2 separate regions of the Homo sapiens genome follow, and region 1 is linked to region 2. A link is a loop called in an ENCODE intact Hi-C map of the cell type or tissue named here. Cell type or tissue: left ventricle myocardium inferior. All regions are shown on one strand. Links, peaks and the distances in the headings refer to the core of each region. The heading gives the core; the rest is flanking DNA.

What was found. Hi-C counts contacts between places; a loop is a spot of excess contacts. Peaks named below come from ENCODE experiments on the same cell type or tissue, not always from the same donor. Only the 100,000 strongest peaks of a DNase experiment are listed, where the experiment ranks them.
Region 1: it touches region 2 in a loop (1.9-fold over the local background); 4 of 110 quality-filtered maps call a loop at or near these places.

The regions. Positions count from the first base shown.
Region 1 is chr18:10,394,967-10,406,417 of GRCh38, reverse strand. It overlaps LOC105371989 (a long non-coding RNA gene), which reads right to left. Exons shown (of 3, transcript XR_001753348.1): 3 at 5,273-6,348. It overlaps LINC01254 (long intergenic non-protein coding RNA 1254), which reads left to right. Exons shown (of 3, transcript NR_110775.1): 2 at 203-280; 3 at 1,047-1,285. LOC105371988 (a long non-coding RNA gene) reads right to left here and starts at 210. Exons shown (of 3, transcript XR_935142.4): 1 at 1-210. RefSeq lists enhancers at 1-40, 41-827, 1,609-2,262. In left ventricle myocardium inferior, for the core only: no CTCF peak of the experiment used is centred there; DNase peaks (open chromatin) are centred at 2,099, 2,473 and 5,724; H3K27ac peaks cover 1,614 bases; H3K27me3 peaks cover 710 bases.
Region 2 is chr18:10,347,267-10,358,717 of GRCh38, reverse strand. The region is part of intron 2 of LOC105371986 (a long non-coding RNA gene); the gene reads left to right. Among named protein-coding and RNA genes, the nearest start is that of LINC01254, 61 kb to the left of the region's middle. In left ventricle myocardium inferior, for the core only: no CTCF peak of the experiment used is centred there; a DNase peak (open chromatin) is centred at 6,656; H3K27ac peaks cover 4,625 bases.

The sequences.
Region 1 (11,451 bases), core at 1,320-9,319, 49 kb before region 2:
GCTTGAATAAGGTCGAGGTAATTATGGGGGTCACTCTTGCTGTGACAGACATTTACACAGGTGCCAGACATTGGCCAGGACTTCTCGGCTCCTTTGTTGGGATCTCAGCCAGCATTTCCTGGCCACATCAACAGATGGTTCTCTGAAGCTGCCTGGGGAGGAAAGACCTCTTGATAATGAGCTCTCTCTCCCTCTCGTGTAGGGAACTTGCATTCCTCACAGTGAAGGATGGAAGCCCTTTGGCCTTGCCCTCCCGCCCAGCTGATGGGATGAGAGGCAGGTAAATGGGTGATATGGGAAGAGGGGGCTATACTCCCAGCACAGAAATAGTCTCGTTGCCCAATGTAGGACTACACATTCTAAGCGCCAATTTCTGAGGCTCAGGTTTCCAAAAACCAGCTTTGGATTCACAAAGAGAATAACTATCTTGTCAAAGGTTGCTTCCCATCCCCAGTTGGTGGCAGATTCGAAGGCAGGCCTTCTCTGTTCACAATGGGGTCTCAGCCCTTAGATCACATGATTTATAAGGCAGGAGGGAGTCCCCTGGATGATGGAACCCCCTCCCTTGTATAAATCATTTGATTTAAGGGCTGAAACCCCTTAAAAATCATTTGATCTAAGTCATACTGCTTTGGGAGTTCCATTCTCAGATAGGTTGTTCTGGTTGTTTATATTTTCCCTTTACAGATAGCAATACTCCAAAAGTCTGGCTTTTCCATGTAAACCTTCCAGTGCCATTGAAGATATACCACTGAGACTTGGCTTTACTTCTTACATACAATGGAGCCAAATTTCTTATCTTCCACTTATTTAAAAAGTATTGCAAATGCCATTGAATTTAAGGAAACACGCAGTGGCTGCAGCATTCAGCTCCGTGTCCTAACCCCAGGAGGGCTCACCTTTCCTTCTAGATCCTACTCTTCATCATTAATTACTTCCTCTTCATTTTGATTTCAAACATTCTTCACAGTCAGTTGATAATTGATAATGAATTTGAAGAGCATAATGAATCCACATAAAGGATGAGGTTATTTAATGTTTTCCAGATGCAGGCAGCTGTCAGGAGAGCAAAGGGAAGGGAGATACTGGGTCCGGAAACCCTGCTGCTGCTGCGACAAGTTCTCCGGGTCCAGGCTGTGATTTCCACAATCTGCATCCAAACCACAGAGTGAAGCCGAAATTGTGTGAATGATCGGGAGTGTTTGCAGAGTTCAACCACAGTGTTATCACGTTTTATCCAAATCTCCTAGTCCAAAAAAGAATACCACGCCCTGTTTTTATCTCAGTGCGGAGTGTTTCATTTTGATCAAAATTGCAGTTGCGTAATTGACAGATGAGAGTGAGTGCTTGCAGATGTGAAGACTGGGGTGAAATAACACAGCAACAACACCCGCAAGACTGGGTTAATATCAATACAAATTCAGTCCGCTTTTGTTTCCCAGTTCATTTTTCCTTAAGAGATGATAAATTGTCTTGAATTCCAAATTCATTTCTGAACCAGAGATGTAGAAAGACCGCAAATCCCATGTATAAAGTTTTAGTTCAATTGCAGATTCTAATTTTGCAATATTGTGGAGTTTAACTTTGTTTCCAGGCTTAAAAAGGGCCATTTGAAAATTGATCGTACCTACAAATATAAATCTATTTTAAGATACTTTTGAAGGATGCCAAGTTTTTAAACTGTTTTTTCTAGTTACCACATTTGTGAGCAACAGGAGAAGTTAGGAGATTCCGGGAACCCTGTACAATTTAACAACTAGAGTTAAAACTCGGCACCTTCAATTTTCCTAGTTTGCCACTAGAGTTGGCGATGAGACAAAGTAACAAAAGCCTGCAGCCTTCACAATAGGTGAATCCCCAGTACAATTTTCCTCTCCTCTGCTTGTTTTCGGCATCACCATCTCTCCGCCCTGGGTGTTTAATCCTCTTAGGGTCCTATTCTCTCGGGTTGCCCTGAATCTCTGAGAATAGAGGAAGGAATTGGCTCCGATTGAACCATTTGGCAGGAAGAGCAGACTGGGCTTGTGATCCGCTCAGGACTTCTGTGCTCAGCACAATGGCATGGAGAGAGAATGGTGGGCTTGCAGGCACCAAGCTGGTGGGAGAGAGCTGTAGGCTGGGCCCTCCCTGTCCCTGCAGGGACACATGCCCCGCCCCTGTGGCCCATGTGCCAGGCTGGGCCTAGGGCTGGCGAGTTCAGAGCCTTACCATCAAAGCTGCTTTGAACGTTAGAATAAGACGATATTCTTAAAAGCCTTATCAGAAACTTTCATGGGAGTCAGTGGGTTTTAGGCAATAAGGATCTCTCTGCGTATTCCTTTTATTTACTTTACTTCTGATAAGCCAAAGGCTCTTGAGTCCCTCCAGTTTTCAAAAGGCAGGCATTCGGAGCATTTCCAGGACATGCAGGCTTATTATCATGGTGGACAGCAGCTCCCGCCTTCAGACCGTCAGCGAAGGAAACCCCCTCAGTAAATCAGCCACAGACTCAGTGCCGGCGCGGCGCAGCTATTCACACCCTGTCACGTGTCACGTGTTTCAGCTGCTCTTTCTCTGCCCACCATGTAATCTCTGAAAAAAATAGAAGCCTTTTTGTGTGCCTGGGGTGGGGGTGGGGACCAGCCTTGCAAATCCCCCTGCATGGATGCAAAGCTGGACCACTGTTGCCAGGGAGTTGTTTCAGCCTCTGAGGAAATTAAGGAGCTCATGGAAGGAGCTTATTCCCCATTTATAGTGAGTTCAAGAGGGACAATGGATCTGTGTGGCCGAGGATTACCCAGCCAGCCACAAAAGCATCAGGGCCTTTTAATCTGAAAATCAAAATTGTGCATCTAGTGACCCCACCTCAGAGGGAGACAGAATGCCAGAGTGAAGGAATTTTTTTTCTACTCTCATGATGGCAAAACTTTCTCAAGATGCAAATATCACTGTAAAGCTTCAGCCAGGCCTTTTCACAATCTATGCTACAGAATAACCTTCCCTCGGGATCCACCAAGGAATGGTGAGGGCTGCCCTCAGTGGTGCCTCAGGCCCATGGTGCAGAGGTGACAGAGGGTTGAACTGGGCTTGGAGGCAGGAAGGATGCCCTGCAGAGGGCTCCAGGTGGGGCCAGAGAGTCCTTCTCTCCAGGAACACTGGTCCCTTTGAAGACGGTGACAGGGATTAATTTTTCCCACCAGTTCACTTCTGGCCAGTTTTGTTTCTTTCAACTCAAGGGGATTGTACTCTGAGGAAGCCAACGTATCAAAGTACAAGTAGAAACAATAATAATAAATTATAGTGTTTCTCAGACGTATTCTAACACCAAGTGTCCATTCTTGCTAACTACTTTTTTGGCTAGCAGCCAGCTGTCCCTAGGTTCCTTTGTATGGGCAAGAGTGCAGTTTCCTATGTCAGGGTGGCGTTAAATCTTACCAATGGTACTTGCACAACAGAGACATTCAGAAAGTCTTGAACTTATTTGGAGACACATTTGCTTTAATGCGTATGTCCTTTAGTGAGCAGGACACGAGGATGCCCCCTCTACGTGCTTTGCTAAATGTGCTTTGCTAACCTAGAAGTCTCCGAGGCCATCTCCCTGGGGTTGGAGAACTAGCACCAACAAAGCAGAAACACACTTGTGGGCTTGATCATGTGCGTTAAGTTTATTTTTACAGGATGTAAAGTGTCTGCTGCCTGCCTTAAGAATAAATGTTTGCTAAAAAAAAGATAATAAAAATTTAAAAACACAAGTTTACCTATATAACAAACCTGCACATGTACCTCTGAACTTAAAAGAAAAGTAAAAGAATAGGTGTCTGCCAAAAAGACCAAGGCTGTGATCTAAGGGCCACCACGGAGGACCCAGAGCAACATGGCAGATGAGTCTTTGTGTGCAAACTCTACTGTAACATCCTTGGGGGAAGAGATTCTTCTTATAAAACCATGGGTGGGCTCTGAGCCCCCCTGCCCTAGTTTCACTGCAAGAACAACCCCAGGAACTATTATATAATTTGTGCACTCAAGTCATCAGCCTATGCTTCTGCTGTCATCTGGAGGACCCACTGAAAGCTGACCATTACCAGGAAGAGCACAAAGATAGGACTACCACCCTCCATTTGAACAGTGCCTGCCTCTGGCACCCCACATGGCTCTGACTGCCACATTTTGCGGGACCGCAGAGAGCACCTAGGCTGCTGCTGCCTGGTAGGGAACAGCAGGGACAGCGGCATTATTCCAGCTGACTGTCATGTCCTTTTCTACAGGAACAAAGCCCGTGTATTGTCTTCATTGAATCTGACGGCATCCTGGGGGAAAGAGCAAGATAGATACAGCTGACTCCATTTTTCATAAAAGGATATAAAAATGGTTTCAGTGACTTCCAACATGACAGAAGCTCCCCACAGTGGTGGCAGAATTATTCCAACCTTCCTCCTTCAGTTCTGTGGGTCTTTTCATTACGTTTTGAATGGAATGGATTGAGGTGTACTTGTTTCTCAAATCACAGAACACTACCATTAAGTAATATCATTGTGTCCCAAGAAATAAGTCATTTTTGTCAAAATAAAAGGAAAAACAGATGGTAATAAACTTATCTTACTTATTCCAAGAGCTGTTTCAGCCTAGAAGAAGCCGGTACCACAAAGGCAAAGCTGAGGTCTCCTTCCTTCCCCTCCCCTTCCCCTTTCTCCTCCCCGCTCCTCTCCTCTGACTCACCCCCCGCACCCCCGTGCAGATAATTAATCATGACAACTTCCCAATGAGCCAGGGGAAGGCTCAGAATTCTCAGCGCAGCAACTTAAGCAGCTAGTCCCAATGCTTGGAGTTAGCCCAGGAAATGACAAGTCCACTTTAATAGTCTAAACATTTTGACCAGGTAACACATTAACAAGGTTACAAATCAGAAAATGTAAAAAATTATGATCAAGATCTTCCTCCTACCACATTCTCCATCTACTCAGATTCCTTCATCTCCAAATTAGAACACAATTAACAAGTCACCATAATTATTGGTTTCTTGTATATCCTCTCAGAGATTTTCTTTGTGCTTGTAAAAGCAAATACAGATATCTATTTCCCCCACTTGAATATTGCCTGCACTGTCCATAGCTAGCATCACAATAAATCTTAGAGATTTCCTCATCGGTCCATACGGAAGCCTTGTTCTTTTTGTAGTTGCATTGTGTGACTGCACTATGATATATTCAATCAATCCCTACAAATGGATATGGGTCGTTTACATTCTTTTGCAGTTACAATGAGGTCTCATTAGATCATTTTGAACATATATTATTTCCCATGTGTACTGCTATATGTAGGATATATTCTTAGAAGTGGAATTTCTGGGTCAAAGGATAGGGTGTATTTATAATTTACTAGGTATTTCGAGATAGTCATCCTCAGTGGTTTTACACATTTACAAACCTTCCAATTCTACACGAAAATGCCCTTTTTCTGACAGCCTGACCATAGTTGTTTCATCCAACTTCTCTTCTTTCCGCCAAACTGCTGGATTAGAAACTGTATCTTGCTGGAATTTTTACTTAGCATTTTTCTTATTATGAGTGAGACTGTGCACTTCCTCTTATGTTGAAGATGCACTTTTATTTCCTTGTTTCTGTCATCTCCACTTTTGAACTCATAAGTAGATGACAGATAATGTGCTGCTAAGGAGAAGTGGGCTGTTCTGAGGCCACACCCTAGCCCTGTCCGAGTTTGATGTGAGAAGGACGTGCATCACTGTGCCAGCACCAGCACTTAGTACACAGCTGTGGACCCTGAGGGAGCATGAGTTTCAGCCACAGAAGACAGAAACGACCTTCTCGGCCGAAGGAGCAGCTCAGCACAGATGCAGAGCTCTGCATGGCTTATTTGGAAATGGAACATGTCTGTATGACAGGACCCCAGGTCCTGTGACTGGAACATGGCACTAGGCAGTTAGGATGGAGTCAGCTAATAGAGGGTCTTGAGTGCTGCGGTACAGAGTTTGGGCTTTGCTCTGCAGGTTGTGGATGACGATGCGAGTTACCGAGTAGAAAATTAATACCTCAATTGCCCCAACTGCTAGTGCTGTGTGCACTGCTGTGTGCCCTGGACATAACATTTAAATTCATATTCACAAGCAGTACATATTAAAGAGTCAGTCACTAAAAATAACATTAGTTGCTAGGGATCCTGGAGAGACAGACACTAATAGTTGATGGTATTGTGGTCCAAAGTCTGGTGTCTGAGTCGTCCCGCCAGGCGCCAGCTTCGGTCCTAGGTCACAGATCCTGCTTCACTCCCCAACATAAGCTGAAAGATGCTGCTTGCTAGAATTGAGACTGGAGAGAAGGGAGATAGGATCTGCCGTCATCCCCAAGCCGGGTCCTGTTAGAGGGCAGAGAGGGTGACTCTAGGGCCCACTTCTTCCCAAAATGGATTCACAAGATTAGTAGAAAAAGGAAAGAAGAGAAAATGAGAGAGAAATTAGGCAAACTGAAGCCTAGAAAAATGACGGGTTTTCAAATCTCAAGATTTTCATTTCCTGGTCATTCTTCCTTGAGGTAGTAAGGTCCAAAATTCATCAATATTTCCTATTTTCATAGATATTTACAGCATGTCACCAAGAAAAGAAATGGGTGTCTCTTAATAGACAGTCATGCCTCACGTAACCATGGGGATACGTTTTGAGAAATGCATTATTAGGTGATTTTTGTCATTGTGCAAACATCACAGCATGTACTTACATAAACCTAGATGGTAGAGCCGACACACCCAGGCTATATTATACGGCCTATTGCTCCTAGGCTACAAACCTGTGCAGCATGTGACTGTATTGGATACTATAAGCAGTTCTAACACAATGGTAAGTATTTGTGTATCTAAACGTAGAACAGGTACAGTAAAAATATGGCAATATAATCTTATGGGACCACTGTCATATATGTGGTCAGTTATTGACCAAAAACATCATTATACAGGGTATGATTGTATTTTAAACCTACATATAACTTGCTTTTGAATTAAATAATTTTAAAAATATTTCTATGTTACATGATTCTTGAATAGCCCAAGTCGATAAAAGTATTCTGATTTCATTCTATGAACAGGAAGCGGGGGAGGATAGGCAGTCCTTTAATATTTTTGAACCCACGTATTTGTCTGTTGTGCCTCTGACAAAAGGGGGGAAAATCCTATGGTCTCTGTTTCAGGGGATTTCATGTAGAAGTATTTTATAAGCTTGACCTTTTTCATGTAAAATACCAGCTTTGTGACATTTAAATCTACTAGTGAAAATGAACAGGTTTCATTTACTAAGGGTCTAAGATCATAGAAGTCAATTTTATTGTTGAAGTTTATAAAAAGAAATCATAAGAAGAAATGTGCCAGCAGAGACACACAAGACCATTTGAACAACCACCCACATTTGAACAACCTGATGTGTGTGGACAGGTGTGTGTGTGTGTGTGTGTGTGTGTCCGTGTCAAGACCCACATTGCAGAGAGCTGCTGCTCAGTGACTTCTCTGTCCCAGGGTTTTCCTTTACTTAGCATTCTTTATTACCCTTTCTCGCCCTAAGGAGACAGATGGGCTCCACACTTGTGCTTTGCCAGAGATCATTACATCAATTCTCAGCAATTCTCAGAGCTCCAAGTCCTGTGCCTTTCACAGCTGATGGTGAGGACTCCCTGGGTGGATGAGTTTGTGAGAAGTTGGCCTTCAATATTAAAATAATGAATAGGCTTTAATGTGATTCTTAAGAGCCATTCAACCAGGAAATGTTGGCTTAGATGCAAGAAGCAGTTTTCAGTGAGTTCTCATTTACATATGACTTTCCAACTGCATTTTCTTAGGAACACGGAAATCCAGCGGCTTGCCCAATCATTTAATTTAAACAATTGAATGAAAAACTTTTTCCCCTTGTTAATGTTAGGTACTCTGTACCAGGCAAACAAATACCACTCTTCCTGTGCCTTATAAATTTCTTCAAGGCCATAACCTCAAGTTATCAGAAGAAAAGGAAATCAATGAAATCAGGGACAGGACTGGGCCATCGTAGTGTATTCCTTAAAGCTTAGCAATCATAGTCAATATCGTAACCTAAACATGTGTTACTTATAGAATGCAGACTGAAAACATGTCACTCCATCCTCATGTAACCCCAAAACTATTGATAATGCTCTTTTTTCAGATGCCAATACAATCTTGCTGAGTTTCTCAGAATTCCATAGTAGCCACTAGTTCCTGTTGTAGGAAACACACCACCCCTATTGTAGTGTGTGTTACACATAGTACCAAAGTTTAAGCCAGACAGGAACACTGTCCCTGCATTTTTCTTGCATACGTTTAATTCCCATTCAAGCACAGTACACTTTTGTACATGTACACTGTTTTATTAATGTCCAGAGCAATAAAAGTGCAAAGTTATGCCCATTTTCAGATGAGAATCTACTAAGGTCATCGTTCCCATGGAGCCTTGCACCTGCTTTCCCCTGGCAGTGAATGCATCGGTGCTGTCTGCTTTCATTCCAAAGATCTTTCTCCTTTATTTGATTTTTTAAAGCAAAAGCATATGCAAACACCCAGATACAATAAAATACAGAAAAAGTTAACATGTAGTCATTTTTTTGTTCTGAGTTTTATTAAAATGGAATATGTAGAAGACAAAGCTGCATCCATCTTTGACACCCAAGTGCAAACTTGCTCACCTCCTTACAGAACCAGTGTCATGAATTTGGTGAGTGTCCTTCTAGTTAATTTTTTTACGTTGTATGTTATGTATCCATAAACTATACGTAGGACCACTCTCTGTGTTTTTAGATTATATAAAAATAGTGTCATCCAGGAAAAACCACTTCATTTCTTAAAACTCAATATTATATTTTCAAAATTGATTTATTTTCATTCATATAATCAGCACATAGCTGAATTTTAAAATTTAACCTCTATTTTTTTTAACGTGAGCTAAATTATTTTATAGTTAATTTGACTACTGGATATATTTGTACTTATTTCTGCAATTGTATATCTGTTTTTCATTTATCAGGCTTTTATTTGAAACAACTTCTTACTTTTATTTATTACATTTGTATGAAGTTAAAGTTCTTGAAAGGTGTCTTCCTGAGCTTGTTTTCATTTCATCCTCGAAGCGACCATTCTAGTCCCATTTTTGTCATTATCCTGAGAACCTAACTCATGTGTGATCCTGGGCAAGTTTCCCCTTCCCCGCCTCTCTTTCCTCATCCAGTTGGCCTCGCTCTATGGCCAGGGGTTTTAATTCCACATGCCAGTCATCTTTAATAATAACACTAACCACAGCAGTAATGACACATCCATTTACTGAAAGACTGCTATATTTTAGACAGCATTCCTGAAAAATAAGAGGCTGTGGATAAACACTAATTTCTAAACCAACTGCAAAATATACCCAAAAGTCAGATTTTTTTTTTTTTTTTTTTTTTTTTGAGAAGGAGTTTCGCTCTGTCGCCCAGGCTGCAGTGCAGTGGTTCAATCGCCGCTCACTGCAAGCTCCGCCTCCAGGGTTCATTCCATTCTCCTGCCTCAGCCTCCCGAGTAGCTGGGACTGCAGGTGCCCACCACCACGCCCAACTAATTTTTGTATTTTTAGTAGAGATGGGCTTTCACCTTGTTAGCCAGGATGGTCTCAATCTCCTGACCAGGTGATCCGCCTGCCTCACCCTCCCAAAGTGCTGGGATTACAGGCGTGAGCCACTGCACCTGGCCAAAAGTCAGATATTCTTTATTGCCCTGTTAGCTGGACTAATACTTTGTTATGACCAGCATCTTGATTGAGATTTCTCATTCTTTTTTTCCAAGTTTAGATGGGAAGTGAAAAAAAAATATCCAACCATACTGAGAATCTCTGGTCTATGAGGTTGGGAATATCCTTGAAACTGTCATCCCTCAGACAGGATAGAGGTGTTACAATAAAGATGTCTTGCTCTTGATTCATGCTCATTCTGTTACTGTGGTGAGTTCTTGAATTGATCACTTTCAGATTCTTATCAATGGCAAGGTTCAGCTGTGGATATGATACTCTGAGCTGATAACTCATTAAATGTCCAAACAAACCCCCAAATGAACATCAAATCATAGTCATTCTTTCCATCTTTGTTTGCTTAGGATCCAAAACATTCTGGTAAAACCAACCTACCGCTTGTTAAGCTTTGATAAAAACAAAGAGAAAAAATTTTTCTAAATTCAAGCAAAGAAATGTTTGAGCAGGTTCATTTGATATAATAATATTTCTTGAACGTGTGGAACTTGAAAGAATTAGAAATGCACGAGCTTGAAATAGTAACTAGTTCTCAGTTTTTGAAGATTTTCCCAGAACTACCGGTGAATTGTTCTCTTCTAACATAAACATTTAGTGCCATAAATTTCCTCCTCAGCATTGCTCCAGCTGTGTCCCACAAATTTTCTTATGTTGTATTTTCATTTTCTTTCAGCTCAACATATTATTTGAATTTTTTTCCTTGATACTTCCTCTTTAACCCATAGATTATTTAGAAATGTGTTATTTAGTCTCTAAGTGCTTGAAGGTATGTCTGTTATTTTTTCTGTCATTTATTTCTAGTTTGATTCCATTGTGGTCAGAGAAGACAGTCTGTATTATTTCAGTTCTATTGTATTTGTTAAGATTTATTTTATGGCCCAGTATATGATCTATCTTGCTGTCTTGGTTCATTTTGTGTTGCTATAACAAAATATGGCAGACTGGGTAATATATAATAAACAGAAATGTATTGGCTAACAGTTCTGGATGCTGGAAAGTTCAAGATTGAGGGGCTGGCATGTGGTAAGAGCCTTCTTGCTGCATCTTAACACGGGAGAAATCATCACATGGCAGAAGGGCAAGGAAACAGTGAGAGAGAGAGACAAAAAGGGGCCAAACTAACCCTTTTATAAAAAACCCACTCCCATGATAATAGCATTAATCCAATCACGATAATGGTGCCCTCATAACCCAAGTAACTCCCATTAGGCCCCACCCCCAACACTACTGCATTGGAGATTAAGTTTATCACACATGGACTTTGGGGAACACATTCCAATCACAGCGCATAGTAAATGCTTTGTGAGCATTTGAAAAGAATGTATATTCTACTGTTACTGAGTGAAGTGTTCTATAAACTACTGAGTTGTTCTACATATTTTCTGATTTTCTGTCTAGATGTTCTAGCAGTTGATGAGAGAGAGGTGTTGAAGCCTCCGACTACAATAATAGATTTACCTATTTCTTTTTTTGGTTCTATCAGTTTTTGCTTCACATATTGATACAGAAGGGGGCAGAGAAGTGCTGAGAAGGGAAGGGCATGCTCCCAGGTGAGGGCTCCACCCCCAAGCCTGTGCCCATGGACCTAGGTGAGGACAGGCATTTCCGTTTTCCTGCCTAAATGTTGCATTTCCCAAGACCACTCTGGCCTGCCATGCCCTCATCCTGTGCCTATAAAGACCCTAAGACCCTAG
Region 2 (11,451 bases), core at 2,244-10,243:
GTAATAACCCTCATTAGCAGATAGTTTAAATTATATACACTTGATGGCGTATAGCTTATAAAGTATATTTTAAAGTATATAGTGAATACTAACAGTATATAAAAAAGGATAATCCATCCAAACAAGTTGGGCTCATTCTAGGAAACAAGGTGTGACTTATCATTTAAGAAGGAATCAGGGTAACTGATAACGCCAACAAAATAAAGTAGAAAAACAGAACTTCTGATTTCAATAAATATATAAGAACATTTAATTAAGTTCAGTACCAGCTCAGGAAGAGAAAAAAAAACTTCTGGCAAATTGGAAATACAAAGATAATGCAGGCATTGTTAGTGCCTCACCCATATTCCAACTGTGATTCTTTCTAGGGCTTTTTTTTTTTTTTTCTATCCTAGAAGAAATGCAAGCCAAAAATGCTGGAAAGTTGGTTTTAAGAAGTAACCCTCAGCCACTGCTGGTCTCATTTTTCTGATGTGGGTAACTCTGAGATCTGCCCAGGAGATTGAGCTCCAGTTGCCACAGTGGTAGCTGGAGCAATTGCATACCTTCCTCTAGTCTCTTCTGTACAGCTCTCTCCTCTCCCAGATTCTGCTCCATTGACTGCAGTCACCCTGACCTCACCAGGCTCCGTGGAGCTCTGTCTGTTCCACTTTGGGAGACTGGCGGGCTTCACTTTAGCACCCTCCCTGTGTTGTGGCATGGAAACTCCTTGCAGGCAATGGACTGGGGTATTCATGGGGCTCACCTCATTGTTCCCCTAGGTGGAAATAAATGCAAGCAACCCAGAGGAGAATAGGCAAATGCCCCAGTTGGAGGCTGTTGGCTTGGGAAAGCTGTGGGCAGGCTACAGAAGTGGGATAGCCTGGATGATTTGTTAGAGGTGAATACTTGGATTTCTCTGGTTGGTCCTAAGTTGAGGGTAGGGGCAAAAATTAGGTAAGTTTTCAGTTAATAAAGTCATGGCCATTTTGCACAAATTGTTGTAGAGGTTTGTAGTCTGCTTTCACATTGCTATAAAGAAATACCTAAGACTGGATAATTTATAAAGAAAAGGGGTTTAATTGGCTCATGGTTGCAGGCTGTACAGGAAGCATACCGATTCTGATACTGGGGAGGCCTCAGGAAGCTTCTAATCATGGCAGATGGTGAAGGGGAAGGAAGCAGGCACGTCTTACATGACCAGAGCAGGAGCAAGAGAGGTGGTGGAGTGCCACACACTTTTAACCAACCAGATCTTGTGAGAACTCACTCACTACTGTGACATAGTACCAAGGGGAAAATCCACCCTCCTAATTCAATCACCTCCCACCAGGCCCCACCTCCAACACTGGGGATTACAATTTGACATGAGATTTGGGTGGGGAAGCAGGTCCAAACCACACCAAGGTTATTGGCTGGCTTCCTGGAATGGTGGCTAGGGATCATAGCCTGGCTTCCTGGGCTTGTTGCTATAGATGGTGGGTTGGCTTCCTGGGCCAGTTACTGTAGATCATAGTTTGGCTTCCTGAACTGGTTACTGTAGATGGTAGTGTGATTTCCTGGGCTGGTTACTGTAGATGGTGGGTTGGCTTCCTGCACTGGTTACTGTAGATGGTAGTGTGACTTCCTGGGCTGGTTACTGTAGATGGTGGGTTGGCTTCCTGCACTGGTTACTGTAGATGGTAGTGTGACTTCCTGGGCTGGTTACTGTTGACAGTAGGTGGCTTTCTGCATTGGTTGCTGCAGAGGGTGGATTGGCTTCCTGAACTGGTTACTTTAGACACTGGGTGGCTTTCTTCATTGGTTATTGCAGATTGTGAGTTGGCTTCCTAAACTGGTTACTGTAGACAGTGGGTTGGCTTTTTGCATTGGTTACTGCAGCGGGTGGACTGGCTTCCTGAACTGGTTACTGTAAACAGTGGGTGGCTTTCTGCATTGGTTACTATAGACAGTGGGTTGGCTTCCTGGGCTCCTCACTGCAGGTGGTAGTCTGAATTCCTGGGCTGGCTTTGCCAGTTGTGTGTCAGAGTTCTATGTTTCCATGCAGTCTGGCCATAGTCGGTTTGTATATGCCATTTCTCATATCTCAGGGATTACCCTTTCCTGCCTCTTGTGCAATGCCTGAAAACTGTTGTTTCAAATGCTTTTCTCAGTATTTTGATTGTTTTAGGTGGGAGCATAAATTCAAGCCCTGCCCCTCTATCTGGGCCCCTCTATCAATGGGATGCCTTGACGTCCCAGAGTGAGTTTCAGCTTAATTGTTTTTCTGTAATCTACCTGGGCTTTACTTCCTTGGTCCTCTCCCATTTAGTTTCCTCTTTACTTAGCCTTTTCGTAACCCTTTTGCTCTTTTTTTTAACTGGTCCTATGCAGCCACTACTCCTTTTTTCGTTGCAGTCTCCGGCTGGGACCTCATCATAAACAGAAAGACCTCCCACAAACACTTCAGCACCTGTTCAGCCACCTGGGTACTTCTTACCTCTCCATGGCCTTTGGCCTCAATTTTGAGGTTCTAATACTTTCCTAAACCATGGCAGGATCCCAGATGCTTTGCTTGGACTCACCTGGTTATTCTGGCCAGGCTGGCCTCAGCACCAGATACATTGCTGTCCAGTCGCTTCTCTTGAAGAGCAGAAATCTGCCCAGCACCAGACACTCACTCCCTGTTGTGTATTCCTGCAGCCCTAGAATGCCTTACTTTCAGATGCACTCCTCTTAAAACGGTTCAATTGACTACAATCTCTTAAGCACCTTATAATTTCATCTAGGAAATTCTCACCTTTATGTATTTTTTTACGTTCATGCCTATTATGAATGGTAATTTTAGCTGCACATAAATCTCTTTATCTTATTCATATTTTCCTTTCTGTGTGTTTATCATCCCCTACCCTGGATGGTGGGTTTTTTAGGGGAATGAATTTTTGAGACTGGAAAAATGGCCGCTTCTATTGTATACACTAGATTTAAGAAGTATCTTTACCTTTTTAGATAAGATTATATATAATCTTCACTCACATAGAGACAAGTATATTTAAGTAAGTGTACGGGTTTTTAATTTTCCCAAATAGAACACACTTGTGTAGCCAACATCCAGATTTAGAATCGGAACACTGAAATTGCATTTTATTCCTACTTTCCTGGGCTATCTTTGCTATGAGGCTGACTGTAAGCTTTCTGAGGGCAGGAACTGCATATTGGTTGCTCACTTTTGTGTCTCAAGGGTTATAGCATAGTGTCTGGCCCATATTGAGGGCCTAATTTGTTGAATAAATTTTTTGATGGTATTAGGGAGATGGAGCCATGCTCTTACTGGAAATAAATTGAACGCCATCTGTAAAAAAATGCAATTCCTTTCTCCTTGGCTGTTACTGACACATTTATCCTAAGTGTGTAATACACAACAAAGCTCAGTAAAATTGCCATCATTGAAAATATATTTAAATGACAATTACAAAAACAAAGCAAACTTTTTCTCTATTGTACCTATGAAGAAAACAGACACAGCCTCTCCCATTTTGACAAATGTTGGCAATTGAAACTGCTTAGAGTTAGGGTGCTGTGGACAGCTGTATGTGTTCATGAGAGCAAATGTGTTTGGGGTAGAAAATGCATTGAAGTTGGAAAAATCCATTATGGTCTGGCAATCCGAGTGACAATAAGAATCTGCTCCTTTTGGATAAGAAGTTGGGTTTGCTACTCAAGGAAGGAGCAGGGAGCAGTTTGAGCCAAGTTCCACAAGTTGAGTCCAAATCTTATCCATGATGAATAGCACTCATCCTCACCAAGCCCAGCACCTATCATCTTGTATTTATCTTTGAGAGACAAAAAAAAGTAGAGAAATTTGTGGCCTAGATTTGCTCATCTGCAAACTTTGAAAAATGTGTTGGGTGACTACATTATTCCAAAGTCATGGGCACTCACTAAAATAGTCATGGCTGGAAGTAAGTGAATGTCCTGCTTACTCCAGGGAAGAGGGATTGGAAATGGCCCTGTAGGGGGGTACTGAGCACTCTCACAGAAGAACAGGCACAGGGAAGTCACCCAGCATTCTCATCACCATTGGGTCATGGGGACACTGCTACAATTTCCTCTTTTATGAAGGCTATCTTTGTTCATACTCTCAGAAGGAAGAACAAAGGGAGAACCTTGTTTGTCTTGTGAAGGAAATGCAGAAAGCCTGGTATAGGTGAGAAAAAGTGACTTCCCTTTACAAACTAAAGAAATACAGGGGTCGCCCCACTAGCTGTGGGGTATGGGTGGAGGTGGGGCTGAGTGTCTGAGAGAAAATGCTCTATGGTGTGGGCTGGAGTTTGCTATGAGTGAATTGTTCCAGAGCCTTCCAGCTTCCTGCTAGGGCATTGAAATCCTTTGGCTCACTCTGGGATTTGGATGTGAGACAATTTGCTCTAAAGGGATTTTGGCACAGATAAGTCATTATTATTAATAAACACATGGTGAATGCCAACCATGTGCCTAATGCTGAAATAAAGCTTTCTTTTTCTTTTTCTTTTCAACGTTAAGTCACCAAGTAAAGGAGAAGGCTACTCAGCCCCTTGTTATCCCAGAAGAGGCAATTTTATAGTCTCCCTGTCCCCGTGTCCTTGTCTTTGAATCCTCAAGTGCATTTTTGAAGGATCTTTTCTCTTCCTTTAAGAGAACATTCCAGGACATCATAAATGGTGACTCTAAACTCTTCACCCCTTTCATTATCAAAAGAGTAGATTTCAGAGAGGAATGTAAGTGTCTTCTGACATAGCCTGCAGTCCAACCTGCTCTTACAGGGTGACTCATTTCATAGCAGCTGGATTTTAATGCCATGTGGTATCAAGCAGGGCTGCTTCTAAATGACTGAGCTTGAATTACATGGATGAATCTTTAAAAATATATGGTAGAAAGAGCTGTGTTTATTTTTAGTGGGTTTCTTCTCCTGATTTTCTCCCCGCAATGTCTATCTGCATATTTCTCTGTCTGTACATTTGATCTCATAGGGAAGCAAGGAAAAGTGGGGTTTCTCTAAGGGAGACATACAAAAGATGTTCGGAAAAGCTCCTTTCCTTTATTGCTCAGCAGTGACTTGTGTTTAGGAGAATTGGCACCAAAACAGCATAGTTTACCTCTTTCTATTTTTAAGCAATAGATGGTTCTTTTAAATGACAGTGATCCACATTAGAGAAGATTGGGTCAGGGTTGGATAAAGAATCAGAAGACATTAAACAAAGAGGAGAAGACAACAGCTTCCAGCATTTTCACAATGACTTTCATTTCAGAATTTCTAAGCACCTTATAAACAGATGTTGAAAGGAGACTTAACCGATAATTTGCAAAATAGAGAAACTAGAGAAAAGCGGAAAATAATGAAAAGAAAAGCTTACATGCTTTTTGGTAGAGTTTGGGGGCTCTGGCCTTAAGATAGTCCCTTTCTCTTACTGCCTCTGGCACCCCAGGTCCTTCTCTGATCAAAGGCTGCCTAAATTGCCCCTTCTTGGTATAATTTGAGAAGGCATACTTAGAGTCCCTCCGGATTCTTTCCATCATAGCCCACCAAGGTGTTTAAAAGCTTACCACTGAAGAGTCGTTTATTTATCCATTCTTTTGTTCAACAAATTCTTATTCTGTGCCTACTAAGTGCAAGAGTAGCATGACGGCCTTGGCGTGAGTCGGAATACTTCCCATCTCCCAAGACCATGGCCAACATCTCTAGTAGACGTTTCTTGAAGGATGGAGGGCAGCCATCCCAAGACACTCTCCTTTTGTTTATGGTACTCGCCTACTTAGAATCCCTCAATGGCTGCCCTCCTACTTAAGATAAAGACTTGAGTACTGAGTGGGGCCCTGAAGCCTGGATGCTCTGGCCCTGCTCCCTCTGCTGTCTCCCTGGAGGCCAGCCTCATCCTTGCTTCATCTTCCAGCTGCATTCTCTACTGGGGCCTCCACAGAAGGCAGGCCTGTATTCTTCCTGGCTTTAGGACCTTCAACCTTGTTGTCCTTATGCCCAGAATAGTCCATGATTCCCCCCAACCCCTGCCATGCACACACATCTTTTTACCTAGTTAACTCCTATTTACCTGGTTCAAGTGTTACCTCCCCAGGAAGCTTCCTTCAATTGTCCCTGCACCTGGTCAAGGTCGGGCCTCCTCCTCCTCACCTCCCGAGGGCCTGGTCCTGTTCCTGCCAGCACTAATTGTGGAGTATAATGAGATTTATCTCCTATCATCTGTCTCCCCCGACAGAACACCATAGCATGTTGCCTGGCTACATCATCCTGGAGCAGAGCTTGATCCCTGGCACTCAGCAGGCATTCAGTTAAAATTCACTGAATCAATAATTATGAGCATACACATGGAATAAGTATATCTCATTGCTTTCCAGGCTGAGCCTCAGGGGTTAAGGACAAAGTGCAGCTGAAAGAGCATACAATTCGAAGTCAGACAGGGACAGGGACAACAACAGCCCTCACCCACTGCCCATAGGACCCTGGGCGAGGTGCCTGGTGACAGGGAGTGCTGTGTGCCAGAAACCAGGCTGAGTATTTCCTATATACTCCCATTTAATCCTCACAACAGCACCCTAGTTTGATATTATTATTTCTATTTTAAAGATCACCAAGTTGAGAGATTTAGAGGTCATGCAGCTAACTAAATAAGTGGCAGAGATAGGAGTGAAACTCATGTCTGGCTGGTGCCAACACTGACGCCCTTGAACACCACCTAGCTTGTTACCATGTGTGAGCTTGCACTTTTCAAGAATTCGGTGAGCAGCCACCTCGAGAGCTTGTGTCTTACAATCTTCTCTTCTTTAAGTCTCTCCACCCATTTTGTCACTATCAGATAAATTCCTAAATTCAGCCGGCTACTAGGGATAAATACTCCCTAGGGTTAGGTAGGGTGGAATTATAAATTTGTTGAATTCACAATTTTTCCATTAGTTTCAGTTAGCTTTTTCTACACACCAAACTACCCCTAAAACGTATTGGCTTCAAACAACAGCAGTTTACTGTTTCTCACAGTTCTGTGACTTGGCTGGGTGACTTCTCGGCCTTGTGTCACCAGGCTCACTCATGGGCTCCATGCAGCTGGAGGGTGAGATGGGCTGGAGGGTCCCAGGAGACCCCTCTCACATGCCTGACAGCTGTGCTGCCTCTCCGCTCTCCTCCCTGCAGTTGCCCATCCTCCAGGAGGCTCGGCTGTCAGGGCACGACAACAGGGTTTCTTGAGGCCTAGCACTGGAAATCTCATAGCATCACTTCCAGTACATTCTGTTATTTAGAGCTAGTTACGAGGCAGCCCAGATTCAAAGGGTGGGAGAATAGACACCCCCTGTTGAAGGGAGGAGTGCCAAAGTCTCATTGCAAAGGAATGAGAAATTGTTGTGAACATCTTTGAGTGTAAAATACCATGGCATATGATGGAGTAGGATGAGGTCACTAAAAATAGTCACAAAGCATTTGCCATCAATATAGGAAAAGCACTGTGAAAAATGGAGGAACAATGACATGTATTATTGTCATAGCAAAGTTTACAGGCAGAGAAACCATGCGTAGACTGAAGTACAAAACGAAGGAATGAAAACGCACAAATGAAAGAGAAAGAGAATGGAATTCCACCTCAAGGTGTTTCCAGTACTTGTAGCAGCAGGTAGTGGCGGAGACAGAGTCCATGCTGACCCCTCCTCTCCGAGGACTGCCCGGTGTGGGGGCACACACCTTCATCCTCTTCCCAGGAGAGCTCGTCCTGAGTTCGGAGGACTGGGCCTGCTAGCCTCACCTCTCCTTCATTTCCTACTGTGGGATCCTCTCTCTCCCCAGCGTTCTCCATCCTCCCTAAGACAGTAGCCAGCTTCAAAAACTGGTTGGTTGCTGTTCTGGCAGTATTTGCTCCCCTTTCCGATAAAAACATACCAGATCCACACGTCAGCTACCCAGGGAGACTGTCCATACCGCGCAGCTTGAGCTGAGGTGCCAGGGACCCCTGGAATGGGAAGGAATGCAGCCCGCACTGGAAAAGCCCTATGTCCAGACACCCACAAAGCCTCCCCCAGGCCTCTCTGGGACTGTCAACTCCTGGTGGCTCGGCTCAGGGGAGCTGCAGAGAATCTGCCCTCAGACTGCTGAGAAGACACAGCCTGGAAAAGGCGGCAGAGGCTCCTTTGTCATTCACACTAAATATCCCTTGGATTGAAATCCAGATCTCAGTTTAGATAAAAGGGCTACTCTTGCCTGTAAGTTTCTCTGGGCAATTGTTCATTTATGAAATGAAGACCTTCTTTAAGGCCTCTGTAAAAGTTTTATCCTTTCTTCATAGCGTCTTCAAACTTTATTGCTGAGGAGGCCTGGCACCATTGCAGCGCTCCCAAAGCAATCCACTAAGGTGCCCGGGGTGGCCACAGGGCAGGGCGCCCCAGGAGGCTCTGGGCTGAACCCGAAACTTTCACATGTAAGACACTTAGACTACGTTTTACATTTCTATCAAATAATGACTTTGCAGGAAGGATATCTGATGTTCTCTGAATTCCTTTGCGCCTTCATATACCCCCGAGTTTAAAAGTGTCAGATTGAGAAACACAGAGAGCAGAATCTGTCCCTTCACAGGCGAGAGCTTACAGGTGGGGCCCTGAGACCCTAGGGGCTGGATGCCTCATCTTGAGTCACGCATGGAGTGACCTGGGACTCAGCTGAGGCAGCCCCCTGTGCTGACCCCAGTCTCCCCTCACAGACCCCAACCTTAGGGTCTCCGCTCAGGCTCTGAGTGGGGTTTGGTGGGAGAGAAAGGAGACTTGTAGTAATATCTTCCAGATGTCAAAAAGATGACGTTACTTCTGAAGTTTAATTGCTGGTAATAATGAAGGGGCTGAGAAACACAGGGAGTGATTAAAGTTTTTGAGTAAAGCAGAGGTTCGGGCTTAGTCCGTTAATGACATTGGCAGGGGCAAGGGACAGGGGCTCCAAAGACACAACCACCTACTCTTTTTTAAAAGAATGTGGCTTTGGTGACAGTATTTCATAAACCCACAATACAGCCTGACAAAGGAATCAAAAGCATGCTTTAAAACACCCATCACTTTGGACTTAGGAATTTATGTTTTCTAACCCTGAACAAAGGAATAAAAATAGATCTATATACTTATATGTTTTAAATGGCCTTTTGGAAAAGAATGAAAGTGCGTATAATTGGGACCCTCCCAGAAGGTCTGCCTTATAAATATGCCTCGAGAGACAAAAATGATTTTTTTTGCCTTGTTGTATACATAAGTTTGTGGCTTTTAGAAGTTTTCATTTTGCTACAGGCTCATTTCCTTGGTCAAATCACTGAACTCCCATGGTTTAATTCCTTTGTTTGTAAAATGGTTGAGTTTTTAAAAACTGCTATAGACCTTAAAAAGTGTGAAATTCTAGGAATCTATGCCTGCCTAATTTATTTTCTTTCAAACAGGCCTTTCATATTTTATTTAACAAATTATTTTATTGGTAAGTAGAAGAAGAAAAGCTGAAGAGACATGCTTGTGTCCCACCAGGGCTGTGACTGTGACCCCCATAATCTCAGTGAAGGCAGCACTTCCATCAGCATCTAGACAGGGCTTGGCAAACGGAAGGCACTCAATCCTGAATGAATGAATGAATGAATGAATGAACCTGTCCATATCTGTTGTTGCTACGTGTGTTAAAATCCAGGAAAAGTCTCCCCCCAGCCCCCAAGGACGTACATCATTGTGTTAAAATACTTTGTAAGGTTTCCAGGTGGAGCAAAGTGATCACCCTTACACATTCACAATTTATATAATGAACGAACATAAACTGATTTTTATTTTATGTTTCAAAGTAATGGAAGAAAATTGCTAAGAAAATATGGAATTTATTTTATGACATCTTGGTATGTCGCTGGCTAAAATATGTTTAACAGCTTTAGCAGAATTGATATGTAATTCACACTATATAGTTCACCCATTTAAAGTGTGTAATTTAATGGTTTTTAGTAAATTCACAGAGTTGCTCAATCATCCCAATAATCTAGTTTTAGAACAATTTATCCTAAACATTTTCCTAAAAGGAAACTTTTGCCCCTTGGCAGTCACTCCTCAACCCCTCTCCCCTCCCCTTCCCACTCCTCACTCCCAGGCAAACATTAATCTACTTTCTCTGCAAATTTGCCTATTCTGGACACTGCATATAAAGCAGAACTGAAAACAAAGGACCTTATTTTAACATAATTCCCACTGTGGTCCATCCATCCAGTCTTTATGGATACAGATATGCATATCCATGTTCAGTTGGCCCTCTGCATTCATGAGCTCCACATTTATGGATTCAACCAAACATGAATCAAAAGTTTTTAGAAGAAAAATATTCCTCAAAGTTCCAAAAAGCAAAACTTCAACTTACCACGTGCCGAGTACCATGTTAAATCCATGAGAGTCAAGCGATGTGTGGGCATTGTATTAGATATTATAAGTAATCTAGAGATGATTTAAAGTATATGGGAGAAGGTTTGTAGGTTATATGCAAATACATTTTATATTAGGGATTTGAACATCCACAGATTTTGGTACCCAAGGTGGCTCCAGCAACCAATCACCCACGGATACGAAGGGATGACTATGTATATCTATATTGAAGGAAGCACACATAAATATTACAGTTCATGTCTTCAATCATTTATACTTCTCTTTATTTTTTCCAGCCTTTTGCACTGATAATATTAGTTCTCTATCAAAAGTTATTTTTTGAATTTTGAAAGTTTTTAGAACATTTCGGTAACATTGATGCTGTGAAATGATTACAAAGGATACTTAGGGTCCCCATTTTATGAAGTAGTGAAGTATTAGAGTTATGTGACAAATGTTTCTACTTTATGATGGACAGCTTTACTGAAGCTGAGCAGCTTTACCTTAGAGTACATATTTTCCCAATCCCTTTTGTAAACTTTATTTCAGCTCATATACAATATGGTTTGTAAAAGGCTTTTAAATTCTTTCTGGAATGAGGCTCAATATAAACACAAAGGCAAATAAAGGATGATATTGATCAATTTAGTACAGACGCATTAGCCAGAGATGAATGGGAGAGGAAAATCATCAGGAATTAAAACCAACCTAGAGCTAAATATATCACTTGCCTTTTCAGATTTGTAACAAGGAAAAAAGTTGAACAATTTGTATTCTACCTACTTTCTTTTCTTGTTTCCTTGAGGAATTCCTTCTAGGTAAGGAAATAGCTCAAATTTGAAAACCAGACCAACTATACCAGAATCATGTATCATGTACTGTGTTTATTAAAAATGTGAGACTTGCTGAATCAAAAGCTCTGGAGGCATTGTCCAGGATTTTCTATTTACACCCCAGGTGCTTCCAGAGTTCAGGGAAGTTCAGGAACCCAAGGATAAAGGCAGATACAGGCTCCGGCCCACAGTCCTCGTGGGCCCCTCCTGCCTGGGGATGCGTAAGTGGACCAGGTGACTGTGTCCGACAATCATGAGCGTC